2 separate regions of the Homo sapiens genome follow, and region 1 is linked to region 2. Evidence: chromatin contacts called from ENCODE Hi-C or POLR2A ChIA-PET data. All regions are on one chromosome and are shown on one strand. The core of a region is the stretch at or near the end of the contact, and the rest is flanking DNA. Distances in the headings are between cores, read along the strand shown. Region 1 overlaps LINC02937 (long intergenic non-protein coding RNA 2937). Region 2 overlaps LINC02937 (long intergenic non-protein coding RNA 2937).

What was found. Hi-C counts contacts between places; a loop is a spot of excess contacts on that map. ChIA-PET counts read pairs that join two places held with the same protein, here RNA polymerase II (POLR2A). Pooled maps may share reads with other maps.
Region 1: a loop to region 2 is called in a map of CD8-positive, alpha-beta T cell, with 7 times the contacts of the local background. The contact joins two enhancer-like sites. A Hi-C loop is called at or near these places in 13 of 168 maps with a recorded cell type or tissue (CD14-positive monocyte, CD4-positive, alpha-beta T cell, CD4-positive, alpha-beta memory T cell and 7 more), 20 of 37 single-sample maps with no recorded cell type and 17 of 50 pooled maps. POLR2A ChIA-PET finds 5 or more read pairs at or near these places in 24 of 52 experiments (AG04450, CD4-positive, alpha-beta T cell, CD4-positive, alpha-beta memory T cell and 14 more).

Annotation. Positions count from the first base shown.
Region 1 is chr9:91,147,024-91,153,704 of GRCh38, reverse strand. All of the region lies in intron 1 of LINC02937 (long intergenic non-protein coding RNA 2937), which reads left to right. The region is part of intron 2 of LINC00484 (long intergenic non-protein coding RNA 484); the gene reads right to left. Among named protein-coding and RNA genes, the nearest start is that of LINC02937, 13 kb to the left of the region's middle. RefSeq lists enhancers at 5,850-5,969, 6,377-6,681. Within about 2 kb of position 2,529, at least 5 of the 41 ENCODE cell types and tissues checked have a DNase peak (open chromatin) inside an H3K27ac peak, as active enhancers do; they include CD14-positive monocyte and CD8-positive, alpha-beta T cell, where a contact is called at or near this core.
Region 2 is chr9:91,098,554-91,104,764 of GRCh38, reverse strand. LINC02937 (long intergenic non-protein coding RNA 2937) reads left to right here. Exons shown (of 6, transcript NR_184105.1): 3 at 1-68; 4 at 2,099-3,096. Among named protein-coding and RNA genes, the nearest start is that of LINC00484, 17 kb to the left of the region's middle. Within about 2 kb of position 4,529, at least 21 of the 41 ENCODE cell types and tissues checked have a DNase peak (open chromatin) inside an H3K27ac peak, as active enhancers do; they include CD14-positive monocyte and CD8-positive, alpha-beta T cell, where a contact is called at or near this core.

The DNA of each region.
Region 1 (6,681 bases), core at 1,280-3,779, 51 kb before region 2:
CTGTGTTAACTGCACCCATTAGCTGTGTGCTCTTCAGCAAATAACTTACAAGGGGCCCTCCACCTTTCCCTACTCATTCCCTCTGAAACTGCATTTGCAAAATTTATGACAGTGAGAGAAATCTGACTTAGTTGATTGCATCTTGCTTCTGACCTCCAAGCTGTCCTTGGTCAAGGCAGCATGGGCCAAGGTAACTTTAGGAGGAATATAGTTTATAGTTTAACTTAAAAGCAAGGGTAAAAGTAAATCCCTCCATAAAACTAACCCCCTCCTTGCTCAGGGACCAAAAACCGCCTTTGTAAGACTAATGAAGGATGACAAGATTAGAATTGTGGGAGAGGCCTGAACTCTGCCTAAATGATGGCATAATTTCTATAATCCCTTACTGCTCAGGGGTCATGTGGCCAGAGGTCACAAGATTTGTGACGTTCCCCAATTGCTCCTGTGGATACATCACTATTGTAGAACCTAAGATTGGTTTTATCTGATTTTTTTCAGACTGACTTCACCTGGACCCCTGACTCATAACTCAGCTGGTCCTGTGGTTCCACCCAGAGGTGGACTCAGTGCACAAGGATTGTTTTCCACCCCTTTATGATTTCCTCCCCAGCTAATCAGCAGCACCCATTCCCTAGTCCCCCAGCCCACCGAATACTTGAGTAATAACTTCATTTCTCCTGCATGGGCCAGCCTTACGTCAGTTAAACTCTTTCTCTGTTGCAATGCCCTGGTCTCAGTGGATGGATTTCGTGCAGTGGGCAGGAAGAACCCATCAAGTGGTTACACTTTTACCTCAGTTCCCTCCAGGACTCAGGAACTCCTCTCTGGGCCATTGTAAAGATGAGAAATAATACACATACAGCCTGGAGCTCAGTGTTATTTGGGCAAGGTTGTGGGTAAATGTTTGTAGGTAAAAGATGGGAATCAGATCTACCCAGACAGCTCTTCATGCATGCACGTTGGGGAGACAGAAAACTCACCATCCAGGGAAGGCTTTCACCCATGTGATGACTTATTTTATGAGTCAATTTGAGTGGACCGTAGGTGCTCAGATTAAACATTATTTGGGTGTGTCTGTGACAGTTTTCTGATGGGATTAGCATTTGAACCAGAAGACTTAGTGAAGCGGATGCCCTTCTCAATGTAGGTGGGCCTCATCCAACCCCTTGAGGGTCTGCACAAAACAAAAGACAGAGAACAGAGGAATTTGCTCTCTTCCCCCCTTTCCTCCATGCTTGAGCTGGGACATCTCATTTCTTCTTCTTCTGCCCTGGGATTGGGATTTACATCATCTGTTCCCCTGGTTCTCAGGCTGTTGGAACAGGAGTGAATTGTAACACTGGCTTTCTTGGGTCTCCAGTTTGCAGATGGCAGATCTCAGGGCTTGTCAGCCTCCATAACTGTGTGAGCCAATTCCTCAGATAAATTTCTTCCTGTGTACATACCCTGTTGGCTCTGTCTCTGGAGAAGCCTGTCTAATTCACATGTGGTGGGCAGGGATGGTTAGCTGGCTGAGCTCCTCCCTTTCCTCACTCCATGTTGTCCTGTGCTCTCCCTGGGCCATTGGGGTGACAGAGGGGAGGAAGGGAGGGAGGAGACGCAGTGGAGAGGATGGAGGAGGTTTGCTGGGGAGTGCAAGGGGCAGTAAAGGGCAGCAAAGGGCAGCAAAAGGCAGCTGAGCTGTGTGGGAGGCAGGGAGTGGGAAAGCAAGATGGCGGCGGGAGGTTGAGGGATGTGGTGGGAGCTCAGTCCCCTTGTGTGGTTGGAGACTTGCAGAGCTGGCTTGATTATCCTCAAGTCCCCTTTGGTCCCTGGGCAGCAACACCCACGAAAAAGTGCTGATTTCCCCAGACCATGGTGCAGCTACCACCCACTGAACCAGGGTTGAAGCTTTTATACTCAAGGGAGAGTGGAAACTTCTAGAATAGGGAACAGCTTGGTGAGCAGGTAAATATGGGCAGGCAACATTTCCGAGAGTGGGTGTGCAGATGGTGGGCAGTGGGGGGGAGGCACACTATTTTTTTTTCCCCAAAAGAACTAACTCATTCCTTAACTCATTCCTTAGAGAAAACTTCATGAAAACAGAAACAACGATGCTCCCAGAATCACAATCATATGTTGGATTTACTCACTTGAAGCTTCTCTCCAGATGTGGTTAAGGAAATATGACAAATAGACCTTGTTCTGATTTTTACTTTCTCTAAAGAACTAATATAGCTGATGGATTTATGATGAGAAAGCCATTAACACCATGAGCTGGATTCATAGTGCTCCTTGTCTCTCAAAAAATTGAGATACTTTGAAATAATAGGTATGTTTCTTTAAGAACACATTCTAGAAATTCAGGGCAAGAAGACCCTGCATCTGAAAGAACACACAAGTGGACATTCTGTGTTCAGAGAGACGAGAAGTTCCTGCCCTGGGGGACTATTTGGGTACTCAGTGTTCATAATGATAAGATTCATTTAAAAGGCAAAAACCCACAAACTAAAATGCGGTCAAACTGTTGCAGAGAGTAGGGGTGACGTACAAGGTGAAGGAAACAGAAGTTTTGTGGTTTAATAGCTGGTTTCATGATGAGTTATGGTATTTCTTCAGAAAAACTCTGCAAGCAGTTACGTGGTGCTATTAGACAGCTTTGGGAACTAATTCAGTCATGGTTTTGTAACTCATCTTCAATGGTGCTTGTTTTTTTGTTTGTTTGTTTTTGGTTCGTCTTCACAGTCACAGCCCAATATTTTTGTTTGGAGGTGGGGAGGGAGTGGGTTCCAATTATCTGCTGCTGTGTAATAAACCATCCAAAATGCAGCAGCATAGAGCTACCATTTTATTATTCCAGTTCTTCAGATTGCCTGGGGTCAGCAGGATGGTTCTTCTGCTGACCTCCTTTGGGGTCTCTCCTATTGGCAATGACTGGTAATAGGGCTGAATCACCTGGCCCTGGGACTAGGAAATGGAACATGGACAGCTGAGCCTCTCTCTTTCTCCTTGTGGCCTCAGGACTTCTCCATGTAGTCTCTCCAGCAGGTCGATGGTCTTTTAAAATCAGGGGTCAGCAAACTTTTCAGTACAAGACCAAATATTTTAGACTCTTTGACCATATAGTCTATGTCACAAGTACTCAACTCTACCATTGTAATGCAAAGGTAGCCATAAATGCCCATAAACAGATGGACATTGCTCTGCTGCAATAAAGCTTTATTTACAAAAATAGACAGTGGGCTGGATTTGGCCCATGGGCCATAGTTTGCCAACCCCTGTCTTACATGGTGGTTCAGGACTCCCAAGAGCACAAGAACAAACATTGCCAAGCTCTACAAGTTAGGCCCAGAACAGGCACAGAGTCACCTGATACACTGTTGACTAAAGTGGGTCTCAGGCTTAGTCCAGACACAATGTTGGAAAGCAGGGAAGAAAGAATGTTTCTTCCGCCCTTTTAGGTTTAGTGACTGTGGCCTGCAAATTAAACTAACAAAGGACAGATTAACAGGAGAAAAAGTATACAAATTGTATTTGATGTTAATATCTTAATTTTTGGGCTGGGCATGGTGGCTCATGCCTGTAATCCCAGCACTTTGGGAGACTGAGGCAGGCAGATCACTTGAGGCCAGTAGTTTGAGATCAACCTGGCCAACATGGCGAAACCCCGTCTCTACTAAAAATACAAAATTAGCTGGGCATGGTGGTGCACACCTGTAATCCTAGCTACTCAGCAGGCTGAGGCAGGAGAATCGCTTGAAGCCCTGAGGTAGGAGAATCGCTTGAAGCCAGGAGGCGAAGGTTGCAGTGAGCTGAGATCGCACCCACTGCACTCCAAGCCTGGGCAAAAGAGCGAGAGTCAGCCAGGCATGGTGGCTCATGCCTGTAATCCCAGCAGTTTGGGAGGCCAAGGTGGGCAGATGACCTGAGGTCAGGAGTTCGAGACTAGCCTGACCAACATGGAGAAACCTCGTCTGTACTTAAAAAAATAATAATAATAATACAAAATTAGCCAGGCGTGGTGGCACATGCCTGTAATCCCAACTCCTTGGGAGGCTGAGGCAGGTGAATCGCTTGAACCCAGGAGGCGGAGGTTGCACTGAGCCAAGATTGCACCACTGCACTCCAGCCTGGGCAATAGAGGGAGATTCCATCTCAAAGAGTGAGAGTCTGTCTCAAAAACATTTTTTAAAAAATTTTTACATGTAAACAAGTATCTTACAGAAAGTGAAAACCCAAAGAAAGAGTTATGACTGAGAACTCATATACCATTTTAACAAAGACTGTAAACTTGTGGCAAAATGACAAGGCAAAGACAAAGGATTTGAAATTCTAGTGGTGATAAACCGTGGAATGTCAAATATGTGGGGGAAAACTAATGGAAGATAAGGTTTATTTAGTAAGTTTGTTTATGCAGATTGAAGCCAGTATCATGTCAAGGGATAAGCATTGTCTCCTTTTCCTGGCAGAGGGGGACCCCTTCACAAAGGGAAATTTATGCCCTCCTTTACACAGGTGGGAAATAATAGAGAGATTTTCCTGCTTCTGCTATTTCTCATTTGCCTTCAGCTCAAAATAATCCTTATGCCAAAGTGGTATATTCTGGGGTGGCATGCTCTGACTCCCTTCAGGGATGACTGCAGAAGGGCAGTTACAAGGATTTGGGGTTCTTGGGGCCATCTTTGGAGACACATGGCACAGGGGAGTGAGAGATGTAAGGTCACTCTTTGGTGTTTGATTTTAAGGAAACATTAGTGTATGCAAACTTTGTGTTTAAACCAAAGAGCAGAATTTATCATTTGAAATGAAAATTTTATAGCTACTAAAGTAAAAATAGGTGAGTTTAGTTATTTTCTGTTGAGTGCTACTCCACCAAGGTTAACAAAAGGACTGAAGTGCAAGGATTTCGTGGTGGGAACGCTTGTCTCCTTTGCCTGCTTCCCCTCATTCATTATTTTTGTATCCGGATACAGGAAACAGAAATGCTACATGACAATTACTCTCAGATGCAACGGTCTTTCGGACATCATGTTTTGCTGGGGTCAGATGGGGACCTTATTTTCTGTGTGTTCTGGTTCTCCTCTCTGGTAAAGGGGTGTCCCTAGGGGCAGCTTTTAAAGGGCTGAGTGGCTTCAGGCACAGGCAGGGGCCCTCCTGCTGGGGTGATCCCCTGGTGAGACAGAGCCCCTTTACTCTGGTCTGCACTGTTTTACAAACCTTGACTTCCCAAACTCAGGTTCTCCCACCTTAGTTCCAGCCACGAACCTGTTTCTATAATACAATGGATCATGTTACTGCCTTTTGGGAAAACCCCCGACTGCTCCTCCTGATCCTCCTGACTGACTGCAGTGGAAGCATCATCTATATTCCAGCTGAACCATCTTCCTGCCCACCCAGCACACACTGCGCAAGACCCTACTCTATAATCCCCTGGACTCTTCAGTCTTCCCAAAGGAGTCCCGAACCTTCCTATCTTCTCATGTTTACTCAAAGCCTGAAATGCTTCCCCCATTTGAAGATGATTCTCCAAATCTCAACCTAAGTGCCCCTTTCTCCAGGAAGCCCTCCTTAGTTTCTTTTTAGTTGGATCAGTTGTTCCTTCCTGAATGAACCCGAGAAGGAGAGAGAGAGAGGGAGAGAGAGAAAGCAGATTTTTACTATTTTACTGAAACATATCCTAGAAGCCCCATGAATACTTTCACATGTAAACTTAGAACACATTTACCTTTGCAGAGTGCAGAGAGTGCAAGAAAGTTTAACTGAAAACTGTGATAGTTTCTGCTTCTTGATGATTCATCTCTTGCATGATGAGCAATTCTGTACCTGGAAGAAGAGTTGCTGAAATATGTTCCCCAATTGCTTGTTCTCATTTCCACATAATGTGTGTGTGTGTGTGTGTGTGTGTGTGTGTGTGTGTGTGAATGCATTAACAAGTTAGCCAGTATATAAGTTTACATGCTGCTCTTCAATTTCTCCAAAACTTTCTTACGGATCATTTAAAAGCTCAATGATGTCCCTTCAATAGCTCAGCTGGTAGAGCAGAGGACTGTAGCTAATTCCTCATAAAATCTCAATGAGATTAAAAACAAGCAAGCAAGCAAGCAAGCAAGCAAACAAACAAACAAACAAACAAACAGCCCAGAAAGGCAGATGCAAAGAAGCAGCTAAGCCTTCCCTGTGGCTATATGAATGGATGCTCAGGAGGGGCCTTTGCCTGGGGTTAGGGAGTACACAGGCTTCTTTTGTTAGTTTTTGTTTTTTCTGTAGTGAGGTTGGCAAAGCTGCCTCCTCTCCCAGCCTTGAGCTGGTGCCTGGGCCTAGGTGGGTGCTACCGAGGTGTAAAAGAAGTCGGGGCTCTTGTGGACAGAGGGACCACCCACCCCAGGATTTGAAGTTAGGACAGGCTCTCCAGGTGAATTTGGGGGGCCTCATGGCAGCAAAGTGCTATGAGCTCAGGCACACTTGAGGGGCACTGGTGCAGGTGAAACAGAACAACCTGAGGATCTCAGCAGGAGGGACAACACGGAGCTGTCCCTGCACTTAGGGGCACAGCCTGCATGCAGGTCACTGTTCCTACACGGCTGCTGCCCCTGTGGGCATGTCACAGTAAGCCGATCACTGTGACTTATGGATTTTGCAAAAGAGTAGGAGTTTATTCACGAGGCAGTCAAGAGAGGAGGCGGGAGGACAGGTCTCAAATTT
Region 2 (6,211 bases), core at 3,280-5,779:
TTTCTGTGTGTGAGAAGAAATGCTTGAACATGGAAATGAAAAGTTCTAACTGTAGGATGGAGTTTACAGTGAGTATGAACCTCCCTCCCCACCTCCAATCCCAGGGCCCCTTCCATCTGTACTCACACCTGTAATCCCAGCCCTTTGGGAGGCCGAGGCGGGTGGATCACTTGAGGTCAGGAGTTCATGACCAGCCTGGCCAGCATGGTGAAACCCTATCTCTACCAAAAACACAAAAATTAGCCAGGTGTGGTGGCACATGCCTGTAATCCCAGCTACCTGGGAGGCTGAGGCAGGGGAATCGCTTGAACCTGGGAGGTAGAGGTTACAGTGAGCCGAGATTGCACCACTGCACTCCAACCTGGGCGACAGAGAGAGACTCCGTCGCAAAACAAACAAACAAACAAACAAACAAACAAACTTGTGAAAGAATGAAAAGCTTTTCCAATTATCAGAAAGGAAAGACACCTACAACCCATAATATTGTCGACTCTCTACTGAAGCAGGCATTCACAGAGGCTATGAGTGGAGTATAAATTATTGCCATCTCTTTGGGGGAAGATGAGACACTATCTAAAAAAAATTTAAAAGAAATATGTCACTTCCTGGAACTTATCCAACAGATCTACTTACATAGTTCTTAGGAGAAAAGGCTCATGGCATGTGGGCTCATAGTTGCATAGGCAAGGGGGCTTTCCCCAAGGCCATCTTTGTGCCCCCAGTGGCTTAGTGTGTTACCTTCCTTGTAATTTGCATTTCATAATTATTCATTCTAGCAAAATTCCTTTCATTTTGCCACTTTCTAGTTGTTTGGCCTTGGAAGATCATTGAGTTTTTCTTCATCTCAGTTTTCTCATTGGAAAATTGAAGTGTGCACTATTTGCTGTCTAAGACTACTCTGGTTACCATGACTCCATGATAAATTACCCCAAAATATGGTGGCATGCAACAATTGTTTTTTATGTGCATGAATTCAGTGGGTTGGGAATTCAGACGGGAATTCAACTGAAAGACACTGAGGCTGGGGGCTTGCATACCCTCTAGCCTTACTCATGTTATGTGTCTGGTGATTGGAGCTGGCTGTTGGCTTGGGGGCCTCAGTTCTTCCCCGTGCTGTCACTCGATGTCAGCTAGCTGGGGTTCCAGCAAGCATCCATGAGAGACAGAAAACCAGGTGTAAACTCTATGGCTTTTCCACAACTCCCCATTTAGCTTTGGAAGTTATACAGTATCATCCCCACTGCATTCTGTTAGTTAAGATACTTATAAAGTTCTGCCCAGGCTCGAGGGAGAGGTACAGCAGTGTACTAGGGCTGCCATGACAAAGTACTATAGACTGGATGGCTTAAACAACAGAAATTAATTTTCTTACAGTTTTGAGAGTAGAAGTCTGAGATAAAGGTGTCAACAGGGTTGGTTTCTCCTGAAGCCTGTCTCCTTGGCTTGTGGATGCTGTCTTCTCCCTGTGTCTTCATGTGGTCATCCCTCTGTGTCTGTCTGTGTTCTAATCTCCTCTTGTAATAAGGACACTGTCATATTGGGTTAGGGCCTACCTTAAGGACCATATTTAGCCTTACTTATCTCTTTAGAGACCCTGTCTCCAAAGGCAGTCACATTCTGAGATACTGGGGGTTAGGGCTTCAACATATGAATTTTGGGGGAATACAATTCAGCTCATAACAGGAGGGAACATAGATCCCACCTCTTGAGAGAAGGTTAGCATCACACGATACAGAGAGCTTGTGGGATGGCTCATACCAACATCATTGTCTTTGGAAAATAAAATCAGCCAACATGACCTACAACACCATCCTGATACAATTTAAATGACATAGATGAAGGTGATTAATAATGACAGCATCATACTGGTGTAATGTACGTGCAGTAACTTACTGGCCTCAAGGATAGGCCTCTGGTTGAAGTGCCCACATGCCCGGGATACATCTCATCACCTAGGTGGATGATCTGAGCATCTACTGTGTGTAAAGATACACATGGCTGGGATTTTGAACATGAATAGACGTGACCCTTTGAATTAACCTTGAAAACAACTTGTGACTCTAATGAGGTTTTTTTGTTCCTATCTCCCATGACATAGGGCTCAACTCTAAGCTTTCAGAAAGCATCTCTTGAAAATAAAATCTTGGATGTTGTAGCAAGTGCTGTGTACATGCTCTTCAGCTCCTAGCCCCATCCTACTACTGTGAAAGTGCATGCCTGTAAACTGCCACCCTCCAGCATCTTTTTCTGGCCATTAGAGCCTGATTTTCCTGAAGATTCAGCAGGTTGGAATGCCAGAGAAGTAATGCCCTACCTGCACCCAGCAGTGTTCCACCAGTGGCTATGGGAGTGGCTCACACACTCCAGCTACCTTCCTTCATGGGACTGGAACCTGGAGTTCCCAAGAGGGATTAGGCTCTAGTTGTCCATGGGGCAGCTGTTTTACTGTCACCTTCCCTGTCCTGTCTCTCTTCCTGTCTCCACTCCCTACAGTGCTCCCAGAGATAACTTCCCAAATTTGCTGCCTGCCCTTGGATGTTATTTTAGGGTTGGCTTCTGAAGGAACATAAACGAAGACAGACAGATGTGCTGGGTAGCTATGTGTAAGATCACACTGAAACATAGCCAAGAACAAGGCACTCAGCCACTCCCAGGTTTAAAATCAAGTTTCCTACTTTGTCTCTCTGGTCTGAATCTGAGTGAAAGCCCAGGCTCCTGCGTCACCTGGGCCACCTAAGGATCTCCCTCCAGCCTCTGGGTGCTGAAGCTCCACCTGCCCTCACCACATCACAGGAAACCGCGAGCACATCCTCCTGCCTTCTCCAGCAGTCTCTTCAGTGAGCGCCTGCAGAACTGCATCTAGAGCACCGGGCCAATATTGTCACCTTCCCTGTCATGGCTTCCTTCCTGTCTCCACTCCCTACAGTACTCCTGAGAGCCGGGAGCACTCCCTGGAGCACTCCCTGATTCGTTTTATCTTCTGCACAACTGTTTGGCTGGAATAGGAAGCAAATGGCATGGAATTTGCATATGAAAAGCCATTCCCACCTGTGTCCTTGTGTCTGTAAGGATAGGAGGATCCAATCTTCTTATCTGGTAATTGGTCAACTGGGACTGAGGGTTAGTGGGAAACCTGTGTGCCCCTACAGGCAGGAGGGGGACGGGGTGACCCTCTCCGGTGGCTCTCAGTCTGCCAGTGTCCCTGGACTGTTTCCAAGCCCAGGGTTCATCTGGGACAACTGGGCAGGGGGCTATCGCTGCAGCCAGCCCCTTCCTGGGTGTACTGATGAATCAGGCTTCCCTGGGGCTCTGGGGAGGGTGATACCCCTTGCCCTCCCCTTCCAGAGCCTTGTGCACTCCAGGTGCTCACCCTGGAGCTGCCTCCCTCCAGTCTTCCAGACTCAGGCTTAGCTGCCTCTCAGCAGCATTTCCCTTTGCCCACAGAGGCCTCCTCTCCTCTCCCAGCTGAGTGTTCACCACTCTTTATTTTATTTTAAACTTTGTTTGGGTTAAAGTGTTTTCTTTCCTCCCTGACCGTTTTTCTCATCTTCTGCTGCCTTTTCCTTCCAGTTGCGGGTTCTTAGGTTCTGAGCCTGGGAAGCTCAACAGTCCATCTGGTGTTTGTAGATGGCCTCAGGGGACCTGACGCATGTCCACATGCCCTTTGGAGCTGAGGGGTGGATAGGACACCTGGGGGCACACAGTCCCCCACCCCGTGCTGCTGGGACAGGACACACTGACCCGAGGCCCCTTCCGGCTTCCTGTGTGGCTCCTGGCCTGGCCATGGGAGTTATGAAATCAGAACTGGTGACTGCCACATGCCTGGGGCCTCAGCCACAGCCAAAACCTAAACCAAATGAAGTCAAATCCCCACCTTAACCCATCTGGAAACAAAAACAGTCCCAAAGAAGAGAGAGACGTGAGCCATTTTGGACAGGTGTGTGATTCTGAAATTGAGGGAATGAGCAAGAAACAGAAATGCGCTCACCAGACCAGTTGCTGCATCCACTGGGCAGTCTGGAGCCGTGTGTGTGTGTGTGTGTGTGTGTGTGTGTGTGTGTGTGTGACGCTGACGAAGAGTTTTGAAACACTGAACTGACAGGGACTTAGAGGTGGAACTGTGTGACCAAATGCTTTTAAAAACGATTAAACTAACTTTACAGAATTCATCCTGAGGAGGGAGAAATGGGCCCTGTTGTAAGGCTCTGGATGTGGGAATTAAAATGCAGGTACTGGCTTGGCCCAAGAGCTGAATGCACTCTTAAGGAAACTGAATCTTTGCCACAGTCGGCAAGCTCAACAGCGATGATTAAACATTTAATCAGACACATGATACTTTGTTGTGTGTTCATTGTGGCTACAGGAAAGGGTGCTGTAACAGATCTTTAAATAGCAAACCCGCGGCTAAATTTCACTTCATCCATCAAAGGCTGCTGCTATGCAATGACCTAATTTTAGCAGCTTATCAATCCCCCAGTGCTTGTTAGTTGATGTAACTTTGATCCTCTGATGCTAGATGACTTTTGTGCTGAATATAGCTAGAATTTAATATGAATCACTTGGATGGCTGCCCAGCTGAGCTCAACTGTATGAGAGAGAGAGAGAGAGAGAGAGAGAGAGAGAGAGAGAGAGAAATAGAGGATTCGGGCTACCGAGGTGAATAATAATATACACATAGGCTTCCTTTTTTTTCTGGGGCAATCAACTCCATATCTCTAGGCATGTATTTCAAGCACAATACCCTTGGACTTTTGCTTTATTTCTCCCTCCTAAACAATGAGACTCTTCTCCCGGCAAACATACATAGGAGGTAATAATAAGCTGCTACTGCCAAGATCTGATGACAGTGTCAATAATTGCAAGACATTTTAAATGAATTTTTTCTAAGCAAATCATTGCCTTTTGCAGTGAGCGTTTATTTCTACATAGGAAGAGAGGAGCTGAGATGTTACGAAGGAGCAGAGAATATCTTTAACAGCCCTCCTCCTCTTTCATTTTCTAAATTATTAGATTGTGCTTTTTTGGCTTTCCTACTGTCTGGCTTCTCATCTGAATTTTGAGATTTCCTTCCATCCTTCTGGCTCTTTGGCAGAACCACCTGTGTCCCAGGCATCCTTCCTGGACGGATGTGGCTGTTGCCTCACTCTTCTCCATTTGCCCTCATTGACATTATTTCTACCCATAAAATAGGGTCCTGTGGTTTATGTTCTTCATTTTCTGAACCTGGCAGGAAAGCTTCCTAGACAGGAGGCCTGGGCAGACACTGAAACACACCGGACTCCTGGATGGGCCTGGCCCCGGACAGCTTGCTGGGGTCTTGCCCACCCTGTCACTCCACCACTTTCTCATCCAAGTTGGGAGAGTCTTTTCATTTCCTCTAATTTCTCCTTCCAGGATTTAACCACTGCCTGCTTAAAACCTCCTCCACTGCAGATTGGGGGTGGGGGGGTTGGGAGGAAATACAGCTTAATCTGACTTGGCCACTGGTTAGCAGCTTGGTAGAGGAGGAAACAGGACTCCCCATCTCAGGGAAGTCTGTGGATCTCAGGGTATTTCATCTCCCTGGGATTCCTGTGCTATTATCTAGGGTGTCCTTTGAAGAAGCTGTCATGGTACAGGAGGCCTTTTCAATGGATATAAGATGCCTTAAGATCCTGAGAAGAAAGATTCCTTTAAAAAGAGATAATAAGCTTCTGTAATAAAATGTCCCAAATGAAATTTACTTTAAATACACACACTGTTCAAACTAGCTTCTAGGTAGCTTGAGAAATGGCAGTGCCACAGCAGCGGTCCCCAACCTTTTTGGCGCCTGGGACCGGTTTTGTGGAAAACAGTTTTTCCATGGATGGGGGTAGGGGAAATGGTTTTGGGATGAAACTGTTCCACCTCAGATCATCAGGCATTAGTTAGATGATTCTCATAAGGAGTGCACAACCTAGATCCCGCTCATGCTCAGTTCACAGTAGGGTTTGTGCTCCTATGAAAATCTAATGCCACCACTGATCTGACAGGAGGCAGAGCTCATGCGGTAATGCTCACTCACCCGCCACTCACCTCTTGCTGTGTGGCCCAGCCCCCAACAAACCATGGGCCGATAGTGGTTCATGGTCCAGGGACTGGGGACCCCTAATCAATGGGACATTGTGGCTAGAGAGGAACAGAACATTCTATTTTACACTCTAACATTTCAGTAATAACAAAATACTATTTC